2 separate regions of the Mus musculus genome follow, and region 2 is linked to region 1. A link is a loop called in an ENCODE intact Hi-C map of the cell type or tissue named here. Cell type or tissue: gastrocnemius. All regions are shown on one strand.

What was found. Hi-C counts contacts between places; a loop is a spot of excess contacts. Peaks named below come from ENCODE experiments on the same cell type or tissue, not always from the same donor. Only the 100,000 strongest peaks of a DNase experiment are listed, where the experiment ranks them.
Region 2: it touches region 1 in a loop (7-fold over the local background); 16 of 42 quality-filtered maps call a loop at or near these places.

What each region holds. Positions count from the first base shown.
Region 1 is chr17:42,941,290-42,946,289 of GRCm38, reverse strand. No RefSeq gene overlaps it. Among named protein-coding and RNA genes, the nearest start is that of Cd2ap, 67 kb to the right of the region's middle. In gastrocnemius, a CTCF peak has its summit at 2,689 (motif pointing right); a DNase peak (open chromatin) is centred at 2,724; H3K4me3 peaks cover 554 bases; H3K27ac peaks cover 847 bases.
Region 2 is chr17:42,812,777-42,817,776 of GRCm38, reverse strand. It overlaps Cd2ap (CD2-associated protein), which reads left to right. Exons shown (of 18, transcript NM_009847.3): 12 at 1,185-1,350; 13 at 1,690-1,832. Among named protein-coding and RNA genes, the nearest start is that of Cd2ap, 61 kb to the left of the region's middle. In gastrocnemius, CTCF peaks have their summits at 358 (motif pointing right) and 2,235 (motif pointing left); no DNase peak of the experiment used is centred here; H3K4me3 peaks cover 604 bases; H3K27ac peaks cover 2,510 bases.

The DNA of each region.
Region 1 (5,000 bases):
CTTCCTTCAGCTGCCTTTGTCAGATGTTTTGTCAGGAATAAGGAAAGCAAGTAATGTGGGTAAAACCAAGGAGAACCAAGAGTTCTGACTGGGGGTCAGTTGTAGGTGAGTTGTGCTCCAGCACCTGAATGGAGATAGGCTGCTCCCTGTGCCAGAGCCAAAGTCTGAGAGGAGAGAGAGAGCCCTCAGAGACTCTGTTGAGAGACCATCATGATGGAATTTGAGATAAATATTAGCAGACATCATAGTTCACAGGGGTTCCACTTCTCTCCACTTGGGCATATTAGCTATATATGAGGGGGGCCCTGTGAATGCCTCAGTTGGCAGAGATGTACCTCAAGAGGCAAGAGGGAAACACAGTTCAGCAGGACTTAGTTAGGCAGGCTTGTGGGAAGCCACATGTGCCGTTGCAGGGTGGTGCTGGCTACCGCTGGCCACCACGCATACAAAGGCAGTAAAGTTTTTCCACCAAGATGAGGTTTTGAGAATATAACCAATCAGATGAGAGACATGTTAACCAATCAGATGAGAGACATGTTAACCAATCAGATGAGAGACATGTTAACCAGTCAGATGAGAGATATGTTAACCAATCCGGGTCTGAGACTCGCCTCTCCTAGGCCTAGCACCAGTTCTTGGCTTGGGGTCTCTTCGCCTCTACAATCAAGCTCTCCCAATAAACGTGTGCAGAAGGATCCTGTTGCAGTGTCGTTCTTGCTGGCGAGTCGGGCGCATGCAAGACAGGCTGGCTCAAACTTCTGCAGTCTCACCCTGAGAAGTTTACTGTAAGCATATTTAAAGACAGTTGTGGTGGTTTGAATATGCTTGGCCCAGGGAGTGGCACTATTGGGAGGTGTGGCCTTGTGGAGTGGGTGTGGCCTTGTTGGGGTAAGTGTGCCACTGTGGGGGTGGTCTTTGAGACCTTCCTCCTAGCTTCCTGGAAGTTAGTCTTCTCAGAACTGCCTTCGAAATAAGAGGTAGAACTCTCAGCTCCTATAGCACCATACTTACCTGGATGCTGCCATGCTTCCCAACATAATGATAATGGACTGAACCTCTGAACCTGTAAGCCAGCCCCAATTAAATGTTGTTCTTTATGAGTTGCCTTGGTCCTGGTGTCTGTTCACAGCAGTAAACCCCTAACACAGACAACAGTATAATTTGGGGTGGGGGGGGGAATTTGCTGGTGTAATACAATCCCTAGTGCACACAGAATCATAATTACATTGAACCTCAACTCAAGCACAGGTCATTTTTTCGCAGAAGATGAGTTCTAGAGATAGGCTACATGTATCAGCTTAAGTGCCTCAGCTAGAATCCGGCATGGTCTCAATGATAGAGATAGCAGAGGTTATTTGAGTTACTAGCCATCTCTGGTCCTGCTTGAAGGAGCCCCTGGTCATACATAATATGCCTTTATGTACCTGGACATACATAATGTAAGGATCATCTAGACTACTGAGTATCTTCAGGTCTGTGGTGGTTTGATTAGTTTTGGTCATTGAATGCTTGGCCCACATGGAATGGCACTAGTAGGAGGTGTGGCCTTGTTCAAGTAGATATGGTCTTGTTGGAGCAGTGTGTCACTGTAGGGGTGGGGTTTTAGATATGGTCTTGTTGGAGCAGTGTGTCACTGTAAGGGTGGGGTTTTAGGTAGCCTATGCCCAAACTCCACCCAGTGTGGAAAGAGAGCCTCCTCCTGGCTGCCTGCAGAAGACAGTCTCCTGGGGATCCTGATGTAGAACTCTCAGCTCCTTCTCCAGCACGTGTCTGTCTGCCCGCTGCCCTGCTTCCTGCCCTGATGACAAAGGAGCAAACCTCTGAAACTGCAAACCAGCCACAATGAAATGTTTGCCTTTAGAAGAGTTGTCTAGGTCATGGTGTCTCTTCACAGCAGTGGAAACCCCAACTAAGACAGGTCCCTGGTGTGGGAGCTTTATATGGCCTGGTCCTTCGGATAATGCAGATCACCAGGCTGTTAATCACCTCCAGCTCCCAGCCTTCTGGGTGGAAGAACAGGTTATACATCTTTCTCTTTGAAAAGACAACTCCTCGTGTTTAACAGTCCTGGTTTCCCTAGCAATCTGTAGGCACAAGGACCTTTGTGCTCCCAAACTCTTGAAAGATAACTTTTCTCTTCTCTTCTCTTCTCTTCTCTTCTCTTCTCTTCTCTTCTCTTCTCTTCTCTTCTCTTCTCTTCTCTTCTCTTCTCTTCTCTCCTCTCCTCTCCTCTCCTCTCCTCTCCTCTCCTCTCCTCTCCTCTCCTCTCCTCTCCTCTCCTCTCCTCTCTCTTCTTTTCTTTTCTTTCCCCTGACACTGGGTTTTTCTGTGTAATAGCCTTGGTTGTCCTGGAACTCACTTTGTAGACCAGGCTAGCCTTGAAGTCACAGAGATATGCCTGCCTTTGCTCCTGAGTGTTGGGACTAAAGGCCTGTGCCACCACCGCCAGCTAGCTGAAAGATAACTTAAGGACTGCTCTCTACTTTTTGACATCAGAACTCCCTCTCTTCAAACAAGACATTACCCCTTCTTGCATAAGGAAACCCTTACAACAAATCTCTTCTGGTTTCTTCCTCCTAACTCTTCCTCTGCCTGCGCTTCTAATTACCACTAACCTCGGCTAGGAGTAGAACTTCCTCTCCGCTGTACATAGTAAATACGTCTTGCATTTTCCATAGTGACCACTAGATGGCAACACTGGTCCAAATCAGTTCTCTTCTTGGCAGACAAGAGCTGGCAAGGAAATAAATCCACAATTGCTGCTTGACAAGCACTCTTAACCCGCGGCAAGTGTAAATTCATACACGTGTAAATGTCTAAGTATCTAAAGGGATACAAGCCAGGTCAGTAAACGGAGAGGACAAACCTTTCCAAGAGTATGGTGGCCCAAGCCTGAAATCCCAGCACAAGGGAGACAGAGTTCATGGACAGCTTTGATGAACACAGCAAATTCCAGTCTAACCACAGCTGCATAGTGATACTCAGCATATGAGAGAAAGAAGGGAGGAACGAAGGGAGAAAGGAAGGGAGGGGTGGGGGAGGGAGGGAAGGAGGAAAGGAGGGAGGGAGGAGGAGACAGAAGAGGGAGAGAGAGAGAGAGAAGGGATAGAAAGATAGAGACAGACATCTAACACAGAGACTCTGGTTGCTAACATTAACTTTTATTCTTACATGGAGGAATTGTCTGATATTTACATATCATTAGTATGGGGGAAGGGGATCGATCGGGCTGGAGAAATGGTACAGAAGTGGAGCAGCAATTCCTGCACTTGTAGGCGACCCAGGTTCCGTTTCCAGCACCCACACGGCCGTTCCCAATCTGTAACTACAGTTTCAGAAGATTCGGCCTCTGAGGGCATCACACATACCTGCAGGTAAACACTTCTACACTAAACAAACAAACAAACAAACAAGTAAATAAATAAAGTTTTTAACAAATCAGTATACTTGGGTGGCTGAAATGACTCGGTGGGTAAAGATGATTGCTTGCCTTGCCGAGCCGGACAACTTAACCTCTTTCCCCCTCCGTGGTCCACATGGTAGAAAGGGAGAAACAAGTCTTGAAAGTTTTTCTTTGACCTCCATAAACCATCAGACATGGGTATACGTCCACTGCGCCATAAATAAACCACTTGTCGTTATATAAAAATTGTTCCGTTTAACATCCCAACGTGACAAAGGGTAACAGTGAAATGCAATTTTGCTTCAATTTGTAACTACCACCTTTTAAAATGTGTTTTGTTTTGTGAGACAAGATCACTCTGTGTAGCCCAGGCTAGCCTTAAAAGTCACTATGTACCCCACCCAGGCTGCCTCCAGTCTCCCAGCGATCGTCCTAACTCAGCCTCCCTAGGCCACCCTAGTGTTGAGATTACAAGCATGAACCAGCCTGTCTCGTAAGCAATCAAAGTTTTAAAAGGTTTTCCTGGGGCAGGTTTGCTCTCAGCTTGGCACACTGTGTCTCCTGTCACATCCTCCTACTTTTTCAGGTGAGGAGAAGGCATTCCTGCCCAAGCCAGAAGTACAGAATGTGGCTCACACAGTGGCAAGGACAGAAGCCGTCTTGGACCAGGGGCTCCTCCCATCACTGACCCAGAAACCTTGGCCTCATCTTTCTTTTATTTTGTTAGGTGTCTCTTTAATTATTTAAATTATGTGTACGGAGGCAGGGGGAGAGTCTGGGCTTGTGAGTGCGGTTGTATTTGGAGGTCAGAAGCATCAGGCACATTGGAGCTGGAGTTACAGATGGTTCTGAGCTGCCCAGCCTGGGTGCTGGGAACTCAACTCAACTCCTCTGCAAGAGTAGTCAGTATGTGCTCTTACCGCTGACCCATCTCTCCAACCTCTACACCAGCTTCCGTTTTATATGGTGTTTTCAACAGGGATTTTTGTCTTTTCTAGCGCTCCTTACAATAAAAGAACTTGAGCCCTTTTTAATGTTGGCATCTAGTTAGGTTTGACTGTACCATTAAGCACAAGAAGTAAGTGGAGAACAAGGGCAATGTGAAAACATCTGAGAGAAAGTGGTATAAATGTGACCTTTGCGAGAAGGTCAGATGTAGCCTAGGCTAGATTTGAACTCACCATGTAGCAGCGGGTGGCCTTGAACTTGGGCTCCTGCAGCTTCTACTTCCTGGGTGCTGGTATTGCTAGTGTGAGCCTCCATGCCTGGCTACTTTCTCCTTCTTACTATAGCAGGGGATGGAGACTCAGGACAAGACCTGGCTGGCAGCTAGGGTGACTCAAGGGAAGGCAGTCCCACAGAGGGCCAATGGGGTGTCTAACACCTGTTGCTCAAGATCTACTACATCAAGAAACTGTGTCTCAGCACTGAGGATCAAACCCAGAGTTGCATACATGCTAGGCCAGAGCTTTGCTGCTGAGCCACACTCTCGGCCCCTTTGGTTGCTTTACTGCTTTTGTAGCTTTTGAAACAGGGTCTCATGCATCCCTCTCTGGCCTGTAACTTACTCCTGTCTCCACCTCCCAAACACTGGAAT
Region 2 (5,000 bases), 130 kb after region 1:
ATAGGTATTTGATACATTATTAAATTTTTGAGGTCATGTAAAAATAGACTTTTAGCCAGGCATGATGGCTCACACCTTCAGTGTCAGCACTTTGGGAGGCAGGAGGATTTCTGTGAGCTCAAGTCTAGCCTGGTCTACATGGTAAGTTCCAGGATAGCCAGGACTAGATAGAAAGACCTTATCTTTTTAAAGAAAACAAACAAGCAAGCAAACAAACTTTTACCTTAAAGGATGATCAGATTGCCGTTTTTCACAAGCTGTAAGGGAATAATTATATACATGGAAGAATACTTGCAGTGTACTGTATTTTGTAAGTATTTGCCTGCATGAGTGTTCGTGCATGGTATGTGTGACTAATCCCAAGGATGCCAGAAGAGGGCATTAGATCCCTGGACCTGGAGTCACAGTGAATTTATTCATGTAGGTTCTGGGAACTAAACCTTGGTCCTCTGCAGGAGCAGCCAATGCTCTTAACTGCTGAGCCAGCTCTCTAGCACCTATGTTGTATACTTTTGTGAAATTTTCAGTTTTAAATGCTATTGGTTCAAGTTTAATATTCACTAGTTTCTGTTTAGCAGGAAACTTTTTAGACTTTCATACACATTGTTTTCTCAAAGACAAATAATAGTTCAGTGCTGGGCCGAAGTTTACTGTGTTTTTAGTTGTGACTGTTACATTCACTCCTGGACTAGGGATTTGAACTATGTGTACAGATGTTCTGTTAATGTTTGTGCTTAGTGCCTGAAACATAAGGAAATGAATATGCTATATGTAGTGTGATGTATGTAAGTGTTTGCTGCCTTTTTGTTGGTTTTTAACGAATGTGGCAGACAGTTATTCATAATACAGTTCTTTAAGCATTTTTGCACTATTAAGAAATATCTATTCATTGAATTACTTCATAAAATAGTGTTATCACTCCTAATAGCAAGCGAAGACTACTGGAAGCATAGCTTAAGAAAGCATGTGTTATTTCTAATCAGGTTTTTAGTGAGTTCTGGCTCCCATGGATCATTTTTTAAAAGGTTCTTAGACACATTAAAGTGCAACCGCCAAACAGTGCATACTTGTATAGAATATGAAGGTTAATAATGGTCTCTGCCTCTCGTTTTTCCAGCTGGCAATATGAAAAACAAAGCTAAACAAGTTTTTATTATTATTAAATATTTTTTTTTAATCATCAGATGAAAAATCACTGTTAGAACAGAAACCTTCTAAACCAGCTGCTCCTCAAGTCCCGCCCAAAAAGCCCACTGCACCCACCAAAGCCAGTAACTTACTGAGGTCGCCTGGAGCAGTGTACCCAAAGCGGCCAGAAAAGCCAGTCCCTCCGCCACCTCCAGCAGCCAAGTAAGCCGTTCCTAATTTAGAATTCGACGTCAATTAACTACCTTTGACCTACAGAGCTCTGTTACCTTTCAAAGTTTAAATATCTGTTCCCCGTACATTTATCTCTTTGTTAATTAATTTTGTTAAGTGTTAATCATATATTTAGAATAAATGAATGAAACTTTACATTTCTGATTTTGTTGTGATCAATTTTAGGGTTAGCTCATGTTTATGCATAGTTTTTCAGAACAGATGGAAATTAGTGTTCTGTTACATAAAATCTTTAATGCCATTACATCATTATTTAAAAGTTCTATTTAACCTCCAAGTGATTTTTGAATGTTTGTTTTCTCATTTCAGAATTAATGGAGAAGTTTCTATAATTTCTTCAAAGATTGATACTGAGCCAGTATCAAAACCAAAGCTAGATCCTGAACAATTGCCAGTTAGACCAAAATCAGTAGACCTTGATGCCTTTGTAGCCAGGAACTCAAAAGAAACAGGTAAGCCAGAATGGGCAAGATTAAAAAAGAACTCAGATGGATTTTAGAATCTTAGATTTGTGTATGCACCTTGCAGAAGTAAAGGATGGCAACTAGGTGAACTGGCTTAAAATTTAGTAGCCAGAGGACGATAGGTGGGCAGAACACAGTCCTGACTGAGCTGAGATTTCTTACTGAGAAGCAAAACATGAGTAGACTGACAGACATGCTTAGTACTTCATTATGTCTCGACTGTTATGTAATGACCATATCTTTTACATTTGTTGGAGTTGAGTACCTTTTGGTTTTTAAGATTTGAAAATGAGGAACTAGAGAGATGGCTCAGTGGTTAAGAAAAAGTACTGGCTGCTCCTCCTTAAACCACATGAGCTCACAACTGCCTGTAACTAGTTCAGGGGATCTGAAGCCCTCTTCTGGCTACAACCTGTACCTGCTTTTTAAAAAATACTAGGATGGCATAGACTTTCAGTGCTAGCAGTAGTTGTAGTTTATAAAACTTACAAATCTCTGAGCAGTGGTGGCGCACGCCTTTAATCCCAGCACTTGGGAGGCAGAGGCAGGCACATTTCTGACCAGCCTGGTCTACAAAGTGAGAGCCAGGGCTACACAGAAAAACCCTGTCTCAAAAAACAAACAAACAAACAAAAAACCCCCCAAAAACCTTAAAAAATCTATCTGGAGAAACCTGTTATCTACAAGAAAATATTTTTATTATCAGTAGGCTTCACGTTTACCAAATAGTGTTTCTTTAGATTTAGTTTGTTGGTTTGTTGGTTTGTTTTTTGTTTGTTTTTGGCCATCTTGTGTTTGTCCATTCTTCTGGTTCTCTATACAGTGGGAAGGTGGAGAGCTGGAAGCACAGACATCTTGGTTAAGTTCTACCTTTTAAGAATGTTAGAGCGTCATTACTTTGTGGAACTAGATATTATTTCATATAAAATTTTACATTTTTAAATTTCTTACATTTCTTAAAGGACTTTTTTACGTATGTTTTTATTTTTATTGTAACCCTAGGAAATAGATGCTGTTTCCTCCATTTTATATGATAACAGAGTGAGCCACAGACACATCAGTACTCTCAATCACCAATGAGGAGAATGCTACAGTCCGTGCATATAGAAAAGTGCTCTGATGGCTCTGTCAAAAGTCTTAGTGCCATAGAGGACTGTTGAGCTTCAGGCTCAACTTCAACAGTAACTACACTTTATAATCCCGTTTTTTTCTTGTTTCATTTCCATTTATCAATGCAAAGGCTTTATCTTCAGTTCACTTAATCAGTTGATTTTAATGTTTTATAAATCCCTTTGTCATATTTGGATCCACCCTTCTCTAGATGGTGCTACAGTACCAATATTTGAGAATTGTAATCAAACTATAGTTTAAAAAGGTTCACCAAAATATATATACTCTTTGTATTTCATTTGTTAAAATTGATCTTATTTACTATTAAATAATAAATGAAAAATGATCTAAAATATCCATTATTTTTGCAGACATTAGTAGTAAAATGATAGACTTCTCATAGCTTATGTTTTTATATGTACTCATAATGTAACCAGCAACGTGTTTTCAAAAGTAATAATTCATGAAAACTTGGTTATTTATGTGAATTTAATGCTTTAAATAAACATCTGTTGGGATTATCTTTCACATTTTTCCAATTTTTGTGATCTTTATCACAAAAGTCTTAAATTTGGTTGTTCCTTTGGGGATTGAAGTTTGTTTTTATATTACTTTGTATCACTCTATTTGGTTTTAAAGTAGTAGACGTTTTAAAACACTTTAGATGAAATAAACTTTTGATTTTTAAAAGAAAGCCCCCCCCCCCTTACATGTCTGTATGTGTGTCGCTGTGTGGGTATATATGTGAATTCAGGTTCCTTTGGAGGTCAGAGATACAGGATTCCCATGCAGCTGAGGTTATAGGTGGTTTGTGAGCCAGCTCATGTGCTTGCTGGAGACTCATCTTGGATCCTCTCTAAGAGAAGTGTGTACTCTATTTTGTTGATTAAGATAAGGTCTCTCTTCGTAGCTCTGGCTATCTCATAACTTGCTACGTAGACCAGGCTGGCCTTGACCTTACAGAGGTCCACCTGCCTTTGCGTCCAGAATGCTGTTCAAGCCCTTAACTGCAGAGCCTCCTTTCCAAGCCCTCAAGTTTTCTATACACTCACCAACAGTCTTTTAAGGTTTGTAGTAGAAACAGTTTGTTTATATCAATGGTGGTTGTTTACTCTTCATATAATAGAATAGAAGGGCCTTGTAGAACAGAGTTGGAGAAGTTGCAGTTTTTGGCTTAAGGTTGTTTTCTTTAATAAGGAAACAGTGGTTTAGAGATACTGAAAGTGTCACACGGCAGGAAATCAGCAGTAAACTTGTAAGCAACTGTTCTTGGTTCTTTTCACTTAACTTGGTTAACTTTGGTGGTGTGCCACGTTTTTGCTCTGTCTTCAGTAATTATCAATTTTGGGAATTAAGTAAAAATACTTTACTGAGCAGCTGTGACATCCTTAACAGTGTTCTAGACACGCGTTCTTTGCCAGGTTAAGAGGCCTCACTGACGGCAGCAGATAGGCTCTCTTATCATATCATATCATATCGAACAAAATGTCTACATGTGTGACTTTGATATATATTTCCTTAGGTAAGTTGAGTTTTTGTGCACATTTGTTTTCACCTTGCCAGCTACTTGTGTACCTTGAGGCCAGCTGTGCAATTATCCACTGGTAGTCATGTTGCCACTCAAATGCTTGAATTTTGATGAATTTTCTATTTTGGACATTTCAATCTGTCCTTATAGAAGTTTTCTACCTCTTGTGTGAGTTTTGGGTTGAGTACAACTTGAGATATAGCATTAGGGCGGAACAGTTTCTAAGTGTCAGAACATGTAAACCAGGGCTGGAGAGATGGCTGGGTGATGAAGAGAGAGCATTGCTCTTGCAGAACCGTGAGTTTAGTTCACAGCACCCACATGGACAACTCACAACTGCTGTAACCCCAAGTCCTGGGGTAGCAAACCCTCTTCTGAGTGCTTCTATTCATGTGGGCATAACCTACACACAGACACATTCATGGAATTAAAAATAAAACGTATATCTTTTAAAAGAAGAAAATGTAAAACAGACAAATCCCTGGTACTGATAGTTGCCTTATCTTTTAAATAATGTA